Linked DNA regions of Homo sapiens: regions 1, 2 and 4 are each linked to region 3. Evidence: read pairs that join two places in POLR2A ChIA-PET (ENCODE). Cell type or tissue: CD4-positive, alpha-beta T cell. All regions are shown on one strand.

What was found. ChIA-PET counts read pairs that join two places held together with the same protein. Peaks named below come from ENCODE experiments on the same cell type or tissue, not always from the same donor. Only the 100,000 strongest peaks of a DNase experiment are listed, where the experiment ranks them.
Region 1: POLR2A ChIA-PET joins it to region 3 with 34 read pairs; 20 of 35 experiments call an interaction of 5 or more read pairs at or near these places.
Region 2: POLR2A ChIA-PET joins it to region 3 with 20 read pairs; 16 of 35 experiments call an interaction of 5 or more read pairs at or near these places.
Region 4: POLR2A ChIA-PET joins it to region 3 with 12 read pairs; 11 of 35 experiments call an interaction of 5 or more read pairs at or near these places.

The regions. Positions count from the first base shown.
Region 1 is chr14:105,369,155-105,373,154 of GRCh38, forward strand. It overlaps PACS2 (phosphofurin acidic cluster sorting protein 2), which reads left to right. Exons shown (of 25, transcript NM_001100913.3): 8 at 687-746. Among named protein-coding and RNA genes, the nearest start is that of TEX22, 27 kb to the right of the region's middle. RefSeq lists a silencer at 1,766-1,969 and an enhancer at 1,948-2,017. In CD4-positive, alpha-beta T cell, CTCF peaks have their summits at 1,821 (motif pointing right) and 2,021; a DNase peak (open chromatin) is centred at 1,837.
Region 2 is chr14:105,396,280-105,400,279 of GRCh38, forward strand. PACS2 (phosphofurin acidic cluster sorting protein 2) reads left to right here. Exons shown (of 25, transcript NM_001100913.3): 25 at 1-1,868. It overlaps TEX22 (testis expressed 22), which reads left to right and starts at 2,259. Exons shown (of 4, transcript NM_001195082.2): 1 at 2,259-2,356; 2 at 3,023-3,211. The coding sequence starts at 3,062. RefSeq lists a silencer at 1,772-2,681 and enhancers at 2,349-2,859, 2,860-3,370. In CD4-positive, alpha-beta T cell, no CTCF peak of the experiment used is centred here; a DNase peak (open chromatin) is centred at 2,242; H3K4me3 peaks cover 2,038 bases; H3K27ac peaks cover 1,347 bases.
Region 3 is chr14:105,489,294-105,493,293 of GRCh38, forward strand. TEDC1 (tubulin epsilon and delta complex 1) reads left to right here and starts at 1,953. Exons shown (of 9, transcript NM_001367178.1): 1 at 1,953-2,229; 2 at 2,329-2,407; 3 at 2,814-3,016; 4 at 3,286-3,441. The coding sequence starts at 2,083. RefSeq lists silencers at 569-698, 829-878, 889-1,518, 1,909-2,278 and enhancers at 1,289-2,032, 1,609-1,858, 2,033-2,776. In CD4-positive, alpha-beta T cell, CTCF peaks have their summits at 568 (motif pointing left) and 1,502 (motif pointing left); DNase peaks (open chromatin) are centred at 688, 1,618, 2,468, 3,698 and 1 weaker place; H3K4me3 peaks cover 2,622 bases; H3K27ac peaks cover 2,406 bases.
Region 4 is chr14:105,312,691-105,316,690 of GRCh38, forward strand. It overlaps PACS2 (phosphofurin acidic cluster sorting protein 2), which reads left to right and starts at 2,058. Exons shown (of 25, transcript NM_001100913.3): 1 at 2,058-2,347. The coding sequence starts at 2,229. It also overlaps a transcript of BRF1 not described here. RefSeq lists silencers at 1,420-1,509, 1,610-2,139, 2,280-2,369, 2,600-2,679 and an enhancer at 2,424-3,075. In CD4-positive, alpha-beta T cell, no CTCF peak of the experiment used is centred here; DNase peaks (open chromatin) are centred at 1,901, 2,261, 2,691 and 3,721; H3K4me3 peaks cover 2,167 bases.

The DNA of each region.
Region 1 (4,000 bases), 120 kb before region 3:
TCCTCTGGCAGCATTCAAGGGGGCGCTGTGGGCAGACGGTGCCAGGGACGGGCAAGCTGCTCCCAAAGTGGTGAAGCTGTGTCTTGCTGGCCTGGAGAGCAGCCCCCGCTGTGCAGAACACCAGCTTGAGCCTCCATTCCAGGGCCCCCTTGGGCCCAACTGTTGTGAAGGGAGGGCGTGGGCTGCCTTTGTAGGGTTGGTCCCCGAGAGGGTGGCTGAGGGTCCCGCTCACCCAGTGGCTGGAGCCGAGGTTCTGCAGTCCAGGGTGGCACGAGGCACCCACGGGGCTCAGGCTCTTGGAGCACGCCCCACCCCACACTCGCCCACCTGCCCACCCCACGTGGGTGCCCAGCACCTTCCTTCTGGGGTCGGCCAGGGCCTTTCCTGGGAGGGGGTGCTGAGGGAAGGGCCCCGTGAGCCTGGGAAGGGCTGCAGAGGCTTCTGGAAGAACCATGGAGTCCGCACACGCCTCCCCGGGTCCCCCTTGGCCAGGAATGGAACTGTCAGACCTCAGGCCTGTTGGGAAGCCTCTGGGAGCCACGAGCGAATCCATCAGCGTGGCTGGTGCTGAGGCCTTGCTGCTCTCCCACGGCGGGCCTGGGTGCGGCCTGGGCCTGAGGAAGGGGCTCCAGCGGCGGGTCTGCAGCTCTGGCGGCGGCTCTGACTCTGCACCGCCTGTCTTGCAGCAACAGAACTTCAAGCAGAAAGTGGTAGCGCTGCTGCGGAGGTTCAAAGTGTCCGACGAGGTGAGTGCGCCGCGCCTTCTGCTCGCGGCCCCCACGCCTGCAACAGCACCTGGTCGGGAGGAGGCCTCTGGGGTCTGTCTCCGGGCCACCTCTGGTTCTGCCGCTCACCGTCTGCACGGCCCCGCCAGCATCGCACAGTCTGCGAGGCGCAGTGACAGTGGCACTGCCTCCCGGGCTCCAGGTCACCCGCTGGGTCTCTGCTGAAGTAGAAGTCGTGAATACCCTGGAAGTCGGAAAGTCATTTTCAGGGGGATGTAACCATTAGTTTGTGTGTTTTTTTTTTTATAAATAGACTTTAGTTTTTAGAGCAGTTTTAGGTTTACAGCAAAATTGAGCAGAAAGTTCAGAGTTCCCATGGACCCCTCCCCACCTGACAGCCCCCCACTATTGACATGGGCCCCCCCTCCCCACCTGACAGCCCCCCACTACTGACATTCCATGGATTTTTAATGTTCATCTTTTAGCTTTTCTCTAATCTCTGAATTTTCTACAATGAGCTTGTATAATTTTCATACCGAAAAGAAAAACATGGCTGGGCTCAGTGGCTCATGCCTGTAATCCCAGCACTTTGGGAGGCCAAGGCAGGCAGATCACTTGGGCCCAGGAGTTTGAGACCAGCCTGGGCAACATAGTGAAACCCCATCTCTACAATAAAATACAAAAATTAGCTGTGGGTGGTGGTGTGCACCTGTAGTCCCAGCTACTTGGGAGGAAACCTAGTAGGCCAAGGCTGCAGTGAGTGGAGATTGAGCCACTGCACTTCAGCCTGGGCAACAGAGCGAGACCCTGTCTCAAAAGAAAAAACTTCAAATCTCGGCTCACTGCAACCTCTGCCTCCCAGGTTCAACAGGGTTTCACCCTGTTGGCCAGGCTGGTCTTGAACTCCTGGCCTCAAGTGATCTGCCTGCCTCTGCCTCCCAAAGTGGTGGGATTACAGGCGTGAGCCACCGCGCCCAGCCTTTGTTGTTTCTTTAACGTCAGAAGAAAAACGTGCCTGGGTTCAGGACCTGAAGTGGAGAGGTGGCGTTTAAGCGTCTCAGCCTTGAAGCAGGGTTGTCACCCGTCGGCCTGAGAGCACACTGCCTGTAGATGGCGCTGTGTCCTAACATACTCGGGATGCATCCAGCTCAGCCCCTGGGGCACACACTCAGCGAGGCTGTCAGGTCCATGTGCCGAAACAGGTGCTTTGTGGCCCGGTGGGGCAGGCAGCATTTCTGGGAACAGCGTAACATCACCAACTGGCCGCAGAGGAAGGGCAGCTCCGCCACTGGGATGGTCATCGGGCCCCTGTGTCTTTTGGTTTGCATCTTGGATTGGAACATTCCCAAGTGCAGCTGAAGATGGGACTTAGCCAAGTCGGCTCCCTGGCCTGGGGCTTCCTTGAGCCCTGCTGAGCGCCTGTGGGTTCAGGGGTGGGTGTTCTTGGTTGAATCTTGACCGTGGGGTTCTGCACTCACCTGGGCAACTGAACTGAGTCCCAGAATGCATTTCACTTACACAGATTATGGTTCTGAGACTCACAACCCAAACTGTGAAAAGATGGGCCAACGTCACAGACGCTGTTCAGGGAGAGGACATCGTTTTCATAGGGATAATTGCACAGCGTTGTGTGAAATTCATGCAGGTCAACACAGTACTTTAATGGAGTGATGGGATCTCTTTCCGTATTTTCCACCCATCACTCCCTTTCCTGAAAAGACCAGACCATCTCCGCCACAGCTCTGAACCTGTGTCTTGGCCACTAGGAGTGCCACACCTGGCACTGCCCCCTGCCCAGGACTTCACAGCAACCCTCAGGGGGCAGGAGATGCACAGTGAGACGAGGTCACCGCCTGGATTACAGCCATCTGAGATTGTTCATGCTGCTATAACAAAATACTTTAGACTGGGAAATTAATAAACAACCAAAGTGTATTTCTCGCAGTTCCGGAGGCTGTGAGTCCAAGATCAAGGTGCCAGTAGACTCGGTGTCTTGAGGGCCCGTTTCCCATAGAGGGCACCTTCTGTGTGTTGTGTGGTGAGAGGGCCTGACAAGCTCCCTCAAGCCTCCCTCATCAGGGCCCTGAGCCTATTCAGCGGGCAGAGCTCTCGGGCCCTAACCACCTGTTAGAGGCCCCACTTCCTAATTCTAGCACCTTGGTGGTCAGGTTTCAGTGTAGGAATTTTGGGGGTACAAACGTTCACAGCCCCCAGGCTGACCACAGAGCACTGGCATCCAGGCTGCCCTGTGCCCAGGTGCCACACAGTGGGTCTGGTGAGGAGGAGAGCAGGGCTCTGCTTGGGACCCATCCTGTGAGGAGGAACCAGAGTGAAGTCTGTTCCTTACAGCCCTCAGCTTCAGCTCACAGCGAAAGCGTCCGCTGAGGGCTGCCTTCTGAATTTTTCATTGTAAAAGGTGGCACACCTGGATAGTCAGTTGATTTTCAACAAGGGTGCCAAGTTCATTGGAGAAAATATCTTTTCGCAAAAAAACTGAGGCTTGACAATGCACACCATGTGCAGAATTCAGCTTGACTGGATCATATTCCTAAATGTAAAAGCCTAAAATTTAAATTACCTAGATTCTAAGCCTTAAAAAATATGAACTTAAATCCTGCACTAATGCCACTGAACTGTACACCTAAAAATAGATAAAATGGTAAATATTATGTTTTATATATTTTTAACACAATAAAAAAAGTAGAAATTTGCTTTCTGAAAGGTACTGTTAAAAGAATGAAAAGATGGCCAGGTGCGGTGGCTCACGCCTGTAATCCCAGCACTTTGGGAGGCCGAGGCAGTACGAGGTCAGGAGATCGAGACCATCCTGGCTAACATGGTGAAACCCCATCTCTACTAAAAATACAAAAAAATTAGCTGGGCGTGGTGGCAGGCGACTGTAGTCCCAGCTACTTGGGAGGCAGAGGCAGGAGAATGATGTGAAACCAGGAGGCAGAGCTTGCAGTAAGCCAAGATGGGGCCACTGCACTCCAGCCTGGGTGACAGAGCGAGACTCCGTCTCAAAAAAAAAAGAAAAAAGCCACAGGTTGACAGAAAATATTTGCAAATAACATACCTGGTAAAGATTTGTATCCAATAGATATATTAAAAACTTTCAAAACCCAATAAGAAAAGCAACCTGATTTTTAAAATGAGTAAGACTCATACAGTGAAACTATGAAACATTTTTTAAAGAAAGAAGATATAAATAAGTGGAAAGATGTCATATGTTCATGAATTGGAAAACTTAGTCTTGTTAAGGTGGCAATAATCCC
Region 2 (4,000 bases), 93 kb before region 3:
AGGAGCCTGGGGCACACCCCAGGGTGGGGGAGAGGGTAGGAAGGTCTCCCATTGAATCCTGGCTTCAGGCTCTGCCCCGAGAAGTGTCTGCGGTGAGGGTGTGAGCCCCGGGCTGATGGCCTCTGACCCCGGCAACAGGTGGGACCCTGACTGACTCGTTCAGCTGCCCCCAAGCTGGGCTGCAGAGCATCTGTTTTTCTGCTCTCCAGTTTCTTTTCTTTTTTTTTTTTTTTTTTTTTGAGATGGAGTCTTGCTCTGTTGCCCAGGCTGGAGTGCAGTGGCATGATCTCAGCTCACTGCAGCCTCCGTCTCCCAGGTTCAAGCAGTTCTCCTGCCTCAGCCTCCCGAGTAGCTGGGATTACAGGCGTGTGCCACCACACCTGGCTATTTTTTTTGTATTTTTAGTAGAGATGGGGTTTTGCCATGTTGGCCAGGCTGGTCTTGAACTCCTGACCTCAAGTGATCCACCCGCCTCGGCCTCCCAAAGTGCTGGGATTACAGGCGTGAGTCACCGCGTCCTGCCTGCTCTTCCTGTTTCTTTCCCAAGGGTCACACTCAGTAGGGAGATGAAGGTGGAAACATCCTTGCTGTGGCTTTCTGGCCTCAGAGCAGGTTTTAGAGGAAGGGGCCACAGGCTGCCTAGTGCATCCTGGCTGTGGGCAGCCCCTTTCCTGGAGCCCTCCTGCCTACCCCGTACCTCCCATCTGGCTGCACAGCTCCATCCTTAGCCACGCAAGGGGAGAACATGGGCAGAGTCTCCATCCAGCAGCTGGGGGTTCTGGTGGCACTCCCTGTGCCCCTGCTGCTGCTGGGCTGTGGGTCTGCCCTGCACCCAGGAGCCCCACGGTCCATCCCCCACACCATGCCCAGCACCAGGGAGGTTGGGCAGACAAGACCTGGGCCATGCCAGCCCTCTGTGCCTCGGTTTTCCCACTGGTTACACAGGATGGTCGCATTTTCCCTGCCTACCTCACAGAGCTGTTCTGAGGGTGCATGGAGGAGCACTCTGTCCCACCAAGGACAACTAGAAACCAAAGCCATCTGACAGCCAGTGCGGTAAGGGCGGGGGATGTGTGTGTGAGGTGTGCACACCCCCCGAGAACCTGGCCCTGGACTGGCCTCACAGGACAGGAGGCAGCCCCTTGTAGAGCTAGGGCTCAGCCCCATCAGTCTCAAAGGTTAAGCCACCAGTCACCACCGAGGCACCCCTCAGGCCTGGTGGCCACTGTCCACTATTACGTAGACAGACCCCACCCTCACCCAGGCCAGCTGTGGGCCAGTCCCGCCCTGCAATCTGGTCTGCTGCCTTCCTCTTCCATGTTGGTCCCCTTGGCCACTGTCTCTGGGCATGCAAGCCAGTGTCCTGGTTCAGTGCCTCGGCCAGAGCTGGGGCAGGAGAGGGGCCTCTGGGTGAGAGCTGGGGGTGTCTCTGCAGGGTACTGGCAGCCTTGCCACACTGTCCTCATTCCCAGATGGAAAGACCTGAGTGCCTCTCGCCTTCCTCCGGGAATGAATTCCTCATGAAAATGACCAGGCCACTTCTTCCGAGGGCCAGGCCGCCCCCTCCCCGAGACCTGTCCTGCCGTCCGCGGGTGTGTGGCCTGTAGGGGACTGAGAGCTGGGCTTGCTGGGCACCTCTGGAATCTGACCCTGTGGGCCAAAGAAGCACCACTGTAGTTTCTGCAGACCCCCATGCGGTTCATTGTGCATTGTTTGGTTTCTAGGATGTATGTGTTGCTAGTTTTTTTTAATGAAACCCTGGATTAATGTAAATAGCTTTTTGGGGAACGGATTCTAATGTCACGTATGTGACCGTGTGGACTATTTCAAGGTGCTGATGCAACACTAATAAACCTGGAGGGGCCGGCCCCCGCCTGCAGTGTGATTCTCTCGGCCGTCCACCCCTTGGGAGCACGCGGCGGAGCAGCGCCTCCCTCCCGCCCGCGCGCCCCGTCCTGGGTCGCCCCGCCCCAGCCCTGCGGCCCCGCGCGCGCGGAGGTGGCCCGGGGCTCAGCGGCATCGCGCCGCTTGAAGGGCGCAGGGCCGAAAGGGGCTCTGGCCGACAAACCCCAAGTTCAGGTCTGTGCTTCGGGAGACCCCGGAGGCCGACGCCCGGAAGGGCCCGTGGGGCGGTAGCGGCCATAGACCCGGATATGCGCCGGGGACCCCCAGACCGCGCCCATCCCCCACCCGCCGCAACGGAGCCCAGAACGCAGGCGCGGCGCAGACCGGAAGCGGAACCGGTGGGGGCGGGGCTTGCCGTAGCGGACGTTCTGGAGCGAGGCGCCGGCCCCTTGGGCCCCCTCAAGCCGCGGTGTACTCCAGCGGCCCCCTGTGGCCTCTCCATCCGCGGCGGGTCTGTCCCTCCTTCTGTCTCCGGGTGCCCACGTACCCCCCACCTCCGACCGCCGTTCCCGTGTACCCCGCCCCCCCGCCGAACCCCAGAGTGCCCACGGCCTCCAGCGTGTGTCCTGAGCCTTCTTCCCCCGTCCCTCCGCGGACCCCGGCCGCGCAGACCCCGCCTCCCCACCGGAGAGGGCGGGCACGTAAGGGCTCCGGGCTGGGCCTGGGGCGAGGCCTGGGCCGCGTGGAGGGGAGGTCTCAGGGTCGGAAGCGGGGCTGTGGCAAGAGCTCTGGGCCTTTCCTTCGCCCCGGGCGTAGCAAGGCCGGGCCCTGAGAGCGTGCCCGCAGTGCTGGCTGAGGGCTGATGCCCCTGGAACGTTTGAGAAGGCTGGCAGAGGCGTGGAGTCCGTGCAGCAGGCTGCCGAAGGCTTTCCAGGCTCCCGGGGTGGGGTCGGCAGGGGCAGAGAGGACAGTTCGGGAGGCTGGTGTGGAGAAGAGCTGCGGCGGGAGCTGGGGGATCCACTCCACCCAGAGGGGTCAGTGATGCCTGACCTTTGGCTGGAAGGTGACCCTAGCAGACCGCGATACTGCCACCATCTGCCCCCAGGGACTCAGGTATTGGTGGGCACGTGGGTGGCCTTGTGGGCCCCGCCCCACCTCCCCCTGCTCCTACCCCCAGATCTCAGAGGTGTGGACAAGCAGCCTACTAGGGCTAGAGATGGACAGCAGGAAACTGTCCCCCCGGGGGAAGAAGCTGGAGTCGCACCTCTCCCAAGAGCACAGGCGGCCCCCACTGGGCCTGATAGCAGCCTGGGGCCAGCCCAGTATCCAGAGCAGCGTTCAGCAGGGACTGCAGACTCAGGACTGGGTAAGCGGAAGGAAACCCTGGCCGAGGCTACTCTCCTGTCCCCAGCCCGCCTGAGGCCGCTGTCTCTGAAAACTCCAGGCTGGTCGTGATGAGCAGCCTCAGGGGAGGGCTGAGTGGGGACTGATGAGAAACAGATGGCTGGACTCAGGAGGCTCTCTTCCCCATGGCCCTGGACGAGCACCAAGGTGGACCTGCACCCTTCTTGCTTCCAGAACCGTGGGCCGCTGGGCTCTGTAGAGAGGTCTTCCAAGGCCAGGAAGGAGGCAAGGCAACACACTTCCCTTAGCTCTCCCCAGTGCCTCCCACCCCAGGCTGAAGGTGGCAAGAAGCGGGAGGGAAAGCAAGGTCCCCAGGGGGGGTGGTGTCCTCCCAACCAGGTGGGGCAGCTGTCAGGAGAAGGATTTGTCACTGAAAGTTGACCAAAACAAAATAGTGGGAGAGGCTCTGCTGTGATTCCCCAAACTGGAAGCATCTCCTGGTCTCTCTACTGCTGGACAGTGAGCTACAGGCTTGTGTCAGGCCCAGTAGTGAGAATGGTGGGATATAGCTGTTCAGCCTTAGGACGTTCTCTGAGGGCAGAGGAAGCCAGAACCCCACTCGTGTGGTTCCACTTTTGGAAGGTTCAAAGCCAGGCTGAGAGATGGCTCTAGGCTGTGGCGAGATGGGTGCAGGGGCTCCTGGGCACTGGCAATGCTTTGGCAGCTGGCGCTGGTCATGCGGCCAGTTCAGTGTGGGGAGCTCATTGAGCCATGCACACAGGCGTGTCTGCGTGTGTTCCCAGGGCTGCCC
Region 3 (4,000 bases):
GCTCTGCCCCTGACCCAGGCACCACTGCCCCATGTGCGTCCTCATCTGCCATCTACCCTGTGCCCAGGGACTTACCCAGTGGCCCGGCGTCCAGTGGGGAACTTGAGTACCGGCCGTGCACAGGGGCTGGGGGGCCTTCTGGAAACTCCCTTGTCAACTCAGCCAGCCGCTGCTGACTGGCCACCTTCAGAGACCCTCTTCCCCACACTGGCTACTTAGATACCGGCCTTGGCAGAAGGCCACCCCTCCGGACACCCACTGGTTTAAAAGAGCCCAGGGGTCTGGCCCTGCCTTAGGGCTGTGGTGGGTGTGCTGCAGGCTCAGCTCGACAGGTGCTGTGGGGGCAGTCTAGGGTGGCCCGCAGGGTGGGGTGTGTGGGGGTGATTGGGGGATTCCTGGAATTCCAAGAGCTGGGAGCCACAGCACTTTTGATGGGATGGGGGCAGGGGGTGCTGAGGTGAGGCTGGTTTCTGGCTGGACGGTGGTGGGTGGAGCTGAGGGAACTGAGATCTTTGAGACAGCGACACCTGGTGCAGAGAAAAATCCGCAAGCTCGGGGGTTGGGAGAGCGCTGAACAAGGCCGCAGAGCTGCTCCGCCATCTCCCCCACGCCTCCTGCCAAGTTCTGTGGCGCCGCGGTTCCCCACCTCCTGCTCCCATCCCCCTGGCTCCCGCCGCCCTGTAGCTCGGCAGGTGCAGTAGGCGCTCCGAGGAGGAGGCCCCTTAGCTTCAAGAAACCCGCGTGGGCGGGGTGAGGAGCGCAGTCCTCCTACTGGCGCCGTGAAGGAGATCGCGATGCGCCGGAGGGAAGGAGGCTGCGGGCGGGGAAGGACGGAGGGCGTGCGGGGAGGGAGAGGAGGGGCTTGCTGGGGGGGGGGCCCCGAGGCGGGGCCGGGAGGGCCGCCTGGAAGAGGAGGTCGGGGGCGAAGGAGGCCGAGAAGAAAGGTGGGGCCGGGACCCCTCGGGCTGCGCCTCTCGTGGGCGTGTCCAGCCAGGGCTGGGGGTCCAGGGAGGACTGAGTTTCCCTCTCCCGCCGTCCTCGCAGCCCCGGGAGGTGCAGGGGCATCGCGGGAACAGCCCCGGTGACACGCTGCCCGGGGTCTTCACGAATGCCCGGAGGCGCCGCTGGCCAGAAGCCAGCCCGACCTTCCATCCCCGCAGACAGCCCCACGTTCCTCCCGGCCCGCGTCTTTCGGGGCCGCCCGTGCAGGCGGGCCCGGCTCAGCGGCGCCCGGGCAGCAGCTGCTTCCATGCGCCGGCTTCCTCCGGGGCTGCTCCGTGGCGGCGGCAGAGGGAAGCGCTGCCGCGGGCGGGCGAGGATCGGGAGCGCCTGAGGAGGCTGCCGCGGGCTCCGGCTGCGCGTTCGGGGCGGGGGAGCTGCCCGGGACTTCGCGCCAGGGGCCAGGGGCCGGCCGCGCTGGGGTCTGCGCTGTGCGGCGCGGCGGGCTCTGGGCGCCTCCTGGCGGCCCAGCCTGGAAGGCGGCGCGATGGGGCGAGGCTCGTCCGCTCCGACTGCGTAAGCGGCCCCACAGGGCGCCTTCCGGAGTCTGCGCGCTCCCGCCCGGCGGTTGCTAGGTTGCCAAGGGGCGTGAGGCGCTGATGGGTGGGGTCTGAGCGAGGCGGGGTGTCGGGTGTCGTGACGATTGAGCCTGCAAGGGCGGACTCTGCGGTGTTCTCCATATCAACAGCCCTGCCAGGAGCCCGGAAGTGGGTCCGCACGAGACAGAATAGACTACACTCAAACTCCAGGGGAACCGTTCATTGGGCTTGGACACGAAGGCGGGACCCTGCCGACGCAGTGATTGGATGCATGTCCGGCCAGCGCGGTGATTGGGTACAGGTCTCGGGAGCGCGGTGATTGGGTACAGGTCTCGGCCAGCGCGGTGATTGGGCGCAGGTCCCAGCCGGCGCGGTGATTGGGCGCTGGACCCGGCCCGTGCCATGATTGGGCTCAGGTTCCAGCCGGAGCGGTAACTGGGCGCAGGTCCCAGCCGCCGCACTAAACCCGGCCCGTGCGGTGATTGGACGCAGGCCCCGGGCCGCGGCGGAGGCGGGCGATCCGAAAGAGGCTGGTGCTGGCTGCATGGGGAGGCGGCGGCAGCGGGTGGACCCCGCGGCTGGGGCCCGGGCCGGGGCCCTGCCTGAGGCCATCGCCGCGTTGAGTCGGTCGCTGCCCTCGGGACCCAGCCCCGAGATCTTCCGCCGCGCCAAGTTCGACCGTCCGGAGGCGGTGACGCTCTCGCGGAGGGCAGGCGGGCCGGGTGGGGTCCCGGGCCCTCGCAGGGAGTTGGGCCGGCTCCGCTGACCGCCCGCTTTTTATTTTCCGCAGACCTCCGCGCTCTGGCAGCTCCTCTTCCGTGTGCTCTCGCCACTCCCTGCGGGCAACGCCTTGGCATCGCTCGCCCTGGGTAAGCCCCGCTCCTGGCCCCGCCCACCCGGTAGCACTGGCCCCGCCTACTCCTGTAAAGCCCCGCCTTCCCCAGTAAGCCCCGCCCCGGCAGGCTCTAGCCCCCACCCAACACTGACCCCGCTTGCTCCTCAAAACTCCGCCTTCCCCGGTAAGCCACGCCCCCTGATGGGCCCTAGCTCCACCCCCTTGGGTAGCACTGGCTTCTGCTCCTACAAAGCCCTGGGGACGTCCCTGTTGGCCCCTGGTCTCCTCATCCTGGTCTGAGTTCTAGCTCTCCCACTATCATCTCTTCTGAACTAGGCCTTGAGCTTCTGCTCAAGTGACCTGTGGGGGTCTCTGGAGGGATCCAGGTGGTGTCACCTCCAGGTGGGTGGTCCCCCTAAGGTGGTGGTCTTCTGTCCTAGAGGTCCAAGCCCGCTTGGTGAAGTCAGCACTATGCTCCCAGGGCTACCCGAGGCTGGCACTGGCACAACTACCTGAGGATGGCTCGCAGGGCAGTCGGGAGCTGCTGCTGGCTCTGTCCTGGCTCTTGGCCCGAGGACCTGTGCCCGAGCAGATGCTGGCCCAGGCCCGAGTGCCTCTGGGTGACGAGATGACTGTGTGCCAGGTGCGTGTGGGTGAGGGTGAGCTGAGCCAGCCCTGGTCTCAACTCCTGGGGCCAGAGCAAGGGCAGGCCTGGGTCAGCCCCCTCTGTCTGCTTTGCTCCTCAGGGCAGTCCCATGAAGGGTTACCCAGCTGCCCAGCTGAAAGCACGGAGGCTCCCTGTGCAGGGAGCACCCGTTGTTTTTGGCTGTGCCTCCACTACCGTCTCCATCCTGGCCTTTTCTGGGGGGCAGGGTGGGGTGGGAGCAGGGCCTGACCCTTGCCCCTCTCCAGTGTGAGGCCCTGGCCAGCCCTGGCCCACCTGCACCCCACATGGAAGCAGAGGGTCCTGTGGATGTCCGCCATGTGCAGTGGCTGATGGGAAAGCTGCGGTTCCGGTGGCGCCAGCTGGTGTCCAGTCAGCAGGAGCAGTGCGCCCTCCTGAGCAAGGTAGAGCTGGCACAGGGCTTCCACTCAGGGGCTGTGTCCCGTGCTGCAGGCCGCCAGCTGCCAGTCCCTGCAGCCCGTCCCGTGAGGCCTGGCACAGGCTTTTGGCTGGATGTGGGCCTTCCTGCCCTGGCTTACCCAAAGCCTGAGCCCGTGGTTCCCGGTGGTCCTTGTAGGGGGCAGGGCTGGGCAGGGAGCCCAGTGGGGTGGGCAATGGTGGGCAGAAACGGGTGTCAGAGAGCTCACAGAATTTGCCTTTCTGTTCCCAAAAGTTACCAGTGGACTTCCAGCTCTGTGAACAGTGGGATGGGGTCTGTGCCATGAAAGCCACTCCCTCCTGGGCACTGGAGGGGGAGGAAGACAGCTCCTGTTGCCACCACATCCTGGTGGGGGCTGACTTGCGGGGTGGACAGCTCCTGTGGGGTCCTGAAGGTGGCAGGGGCTGGCTCAGGGGCACAGGTACCCAGTGGTGTGTCCACTGTGAGGCCAGCGCTGACAGGTGGGTCTGTGGCAGCGGCGGGCTCCCACCAGCGCGGGACTCCTTGGAGACCCCCCCATCCCA
Region 4 (4,000 bases), 180 kb before region 3:
GCAAATAACAAGTTCTGGCTAAAAAGTTACTCTGATCACCCAAGGGACATCTGTGCACTTGGAAAATACAGAAGACCACAGTCCCATCACCACCATCCCACCTTAAAAACAAACATAAACGTGGTCGCAGGCGTGACACATGGTGTGTTTCGTGTCCCTGCTTTCCTGCCTGGCAGAAGCATTGATGTAGACCCACCATACGGGTTCTTCGGGCCACTCTGGTACAGACTGTGTGGGTCATATCCCGACCCCTGGCAGCTGCATAACCTCACAGGCCGCCATCTCCTCTTTTGTCACTTGGGATGGGACAGAACTGTCACGTCCCTTAAGGGCTCACAACGGTGCCTGGCACAGAGGAGGGGCACCGCTCAATGGTGGCAGCTGGTGCCAAGCCCTGCTGTGCACGGCTTAGTCACCCCGCATCTCCTCACTTGACCCCCAGTTGTAGTCCCTGCCTGGGTTAGACGCTGGCATACACAGGCACCATGTGTCAGGCGGCCCATCCGTCTGACTGCAACTGCACGCTCGCCAGGTCCAGCAGCGCCGTACGCTCAGTTCTGGGGTCAATGGGTGCCTGTCTCCTGCCCTCCCATCACAGACAGCCTGTCCTCCTGGGGTATGGCTACCCCCTCTCTGGACATAGTCACTTCTCCCCCTACCCTGTCTCAAAGGTATGAGATCCACCGGCCCTCTGCCCGCCGAGCAGCTGGCCAAGGTCAGACAGACCCTCATGGCTCTCAGTGTACCACCTTAGAGGAGCCAGGGGCGCGTGGGAAACACAGAGTCCCTTGTTCTCTCCGAAGTGGGACCCTGACTTTAAGCAGTCGCAGCTGTTTGCAGTTCTAGATACAGGAGTTACAGCTGGAGGCTGAGCTCTCTCAACGGAGGAAGCAGCGGCATGAGGGCCTTTGCAGAAGGAGCTGACGGGGCACTGGGGTGGCAAGCCCCGTGGGCCAGGAAAGAAACCAGCTCCAGGTCAATTTGCTCGGGCTGGATTTGTTTCAGTAAAACTACTTGTAGACAAGACACAGGGCGAAGAGAAAAGCAACTGTAAACTAACTGTGAAACAAGGAAACAGAAGAGAGGCCAGAAAACCGTTTCCTAAATCTCGGCTTGGCATCTGGTGCTGGACCACAGCCGCTGCCAAACAGATGGGGGAAGCACCCTCCCTGAGCCCCAGAGCCTACACGTCGGGCCCCAGCGGCTCTAGCCATTGCCTCCTCTTTGCTTGGGTCCCCAAGTTCACTGTTAACCCCAGGGCCAGGAGCCAGCCTTGGCCCCAGACATTTGTTCTCCATTGTCCTGAGCACAACGCTGAAAAGCGGCGCTGAATAAGGATGCTGGGACGCAAAGAGGGCGCCCGGGGTCATCTGGAGCCCTGGAGGCTAAGCTCGGCAGCCTGGCGCCCCGAGTGGCTTCGAGTCCCCGCGACCGCCGCCAGGCCCGGCCACCTCCTTGCCACCTCCCTGCGTCCCGGGGAACCCACGCAGGGGGGCGCGAGGGAGGGGCTCGGGGACGGGCGGGGCCCGCACAGCCGGGCCAACCCAGCGGGGGTCGGCAGGAGACAAGGGGCGGCGAGGGCAGGGGGGCGGGGAGACTCGGGGCATGGCGGGGTGGAGGCGGGAAAGTGTCGAGGCCGGGGAATCCGCGCGTGGGGAGGTGGGCATCGCCAGGGCGACGATGAGCTTTCCTTAGGGGGCGGCGCCTGAAGCTGGCCGGGACCCGGTGGACCCCCACGACTCTCCCGGCCCTTGCCCGCGGCTCCCGGGGGGCGGGGCGGGGCGCCCCGGGCGGGGTCTGTGCGCAGGCGCGTGAGTGCGCGCTCTCGCGCACCGGCGGGCGGGGACGCCCCGTGAGGCGCCGCCGGAGGAAGCGCGCGCGCACCTCACTTCCGGCGCGCGCTGCGCCGGCGGCGATTGGACCCGAGGCGGCGAGCTGGCGCCCCGCCCAGCCAATCGGCGGCGCCGGCGCGGGTCGGAGGGCGCCGGGCGCGCGCGGGGCGGCCGGGGGCGCGCGGGGCGCGGGCGGGGCGCCGGGCGGGGCGGGGCGGAGCGGCCGCAGCTCGTCGCCGCCCGCGGGCCTGTCCGACGCCGGGGCCCGGCCCGTCCCCTCCGCCGCCCGGCAGCCATGTGACCGCGCCGCCGCCCTCCGCGCGCCCGGCCCGCCCGCCGCGCGTCCGCGGCCCGGCCGCAGCCCCAGGCCGCCGAGGGAGCGGCGGGGCCGGCGCCATGGCCGAGCGAGGCCGCCTCGGCCTCCCCGGCGCGCCCGGCGCGCTCAACACGCCCGTGCCCATGAACCTGTTCGCCACCTGGGAGGTGGACGGCTCCAGCCCCAGCTGCGTGCCCAGGTACGCGCCGCCCGCCGCGCTTTGTTCCCGCCGGGCACCTGCTGGGGGTGTCCTGGCCGCGGCCTCTGCGCGCCCCATCCCCGGCCCGGGTCCCCCAGCGGAGCCCAGGTCGCCCCCCGCGCCCCCGCCCGCCGGTTCGACGCGTGCAGCCGCCGCCCCCCCGCAGCTCCGGCAAGCGCGGCCCCAGCCCCCCAGGTCCCGAGCACCGGGGGCCGCGCTCAGCTTCCGAGGACCCGGTGCTGCTCAGACCCGGCGGGACCTTGGGGCTCCCGGGCGGCGCTCACCTGGCTCGCCGCAACCGCACCTGCACACCTGCCTCAATGCGGTGCCGGCCGGGGTGACGAGGGTGCTTCCTCTCTCGGGTACCACACGCTTCCTTTCGCGTTCGGCGACACTGTCAGACCTCGGCCTGGGAGCGACCCCCGGCGCACGGGGCGCGCAGGACTCGGTTGTATCCTCCGTCCAGCGCGCGGTGGAGATGCCCTGTCCTGCGGGGCGGGGTCGTCCTCGCGGGTACCTGGTTGGCGCTGTCTCTCATTTAGAGGCGTCGCCAAGCCAGTACTGCTATTTGCGCCTCCCAGTTGATCTTGCCATTGCGGAAGACTGGCTGTTCTGCACTTGGTAGGGGGGCGCCCGGTCGCCCAGCGGTAACGATTGGACAGGGTTTACCCTCCGGCCATAGCCCAGCCTTCCTTGGACTTGCAGCTTCCCTGAGTCTCCTGCTCAGTTTGAAACTTTTGTAATTTCTTCGTGACTTGGTAGTTCCTGCTCAGGAAGCTCCCAGGCTAAGGAGGAGAGAGACACGCTCTCCGGAAAAGTTCTGGTTCTAGAATAGACAGCAGGCGAGAAGAGGAGGCGGTTGGGGGTAGTGAGAGTTCTCCCTGGGGAGATGGGAGGGTGAGCGGACCTTCCAGGCACTGGAAGTGGCCAGTATGCCTGGAGGGGACCCCACGTGGCATTGAGTTGTTCCACCCCTAGTCAGCTGCAGGTGGGCCTCTCCGTGCTTTCCTGTGGCTCCCACAGCCTGCATCTCTGAGCGTGGTGTTGGAGTTGCAGAGCCGCTGGACAGTGGGGCTTGCCCTCCTGGAGCGCAGGGTTGGGACCTCGGGGCTTTGGTTTTGCTGAGTGGACAGGAAGGATGCCCACCCGGCACGACTCTTGCACCTGGCGGGGCCTCCCGAAGGACCCAGTGTCCATATGAGACCTAAGGGTCAGCATTTGCCCAAGGTCTGGGGCCGAGCACTGCAGATGTGCCTGCTTGCCTCTCTTCTGGGAAGTCTCTGGGGCCTCAAAGCCAAAGCCAGGAGCATCTCCCCAGGCCTGGCTGCTTCTCCATTCCAGGTCTTGGCGATTGCCCCAATGTCAGGTCCCACAGCCCCACAGCCCTTCTCCTGTCTGCCCCTCTGAGTCACTGCCTCACCCACAGCCCCAGAACCTTCATGCGGGCTGTTGGCGCTCCCCTGCTCCAGCACTGCAGCACATAGCCTGCCCTTGCTGAACCTCTGCAGCAGCTTCCTGGGGCCCTCCGAATGAGCAGCAAAGTCTTTAACCCAAGGGAGGTGGGGGCGTGTGGCAGGAGGGGCCGGGGGCCTTATCAGCCCCCCTGTGGAGCTGTGCTCTATTCTCCAGGGGTCTAGAAAGCCCACTCTGGTG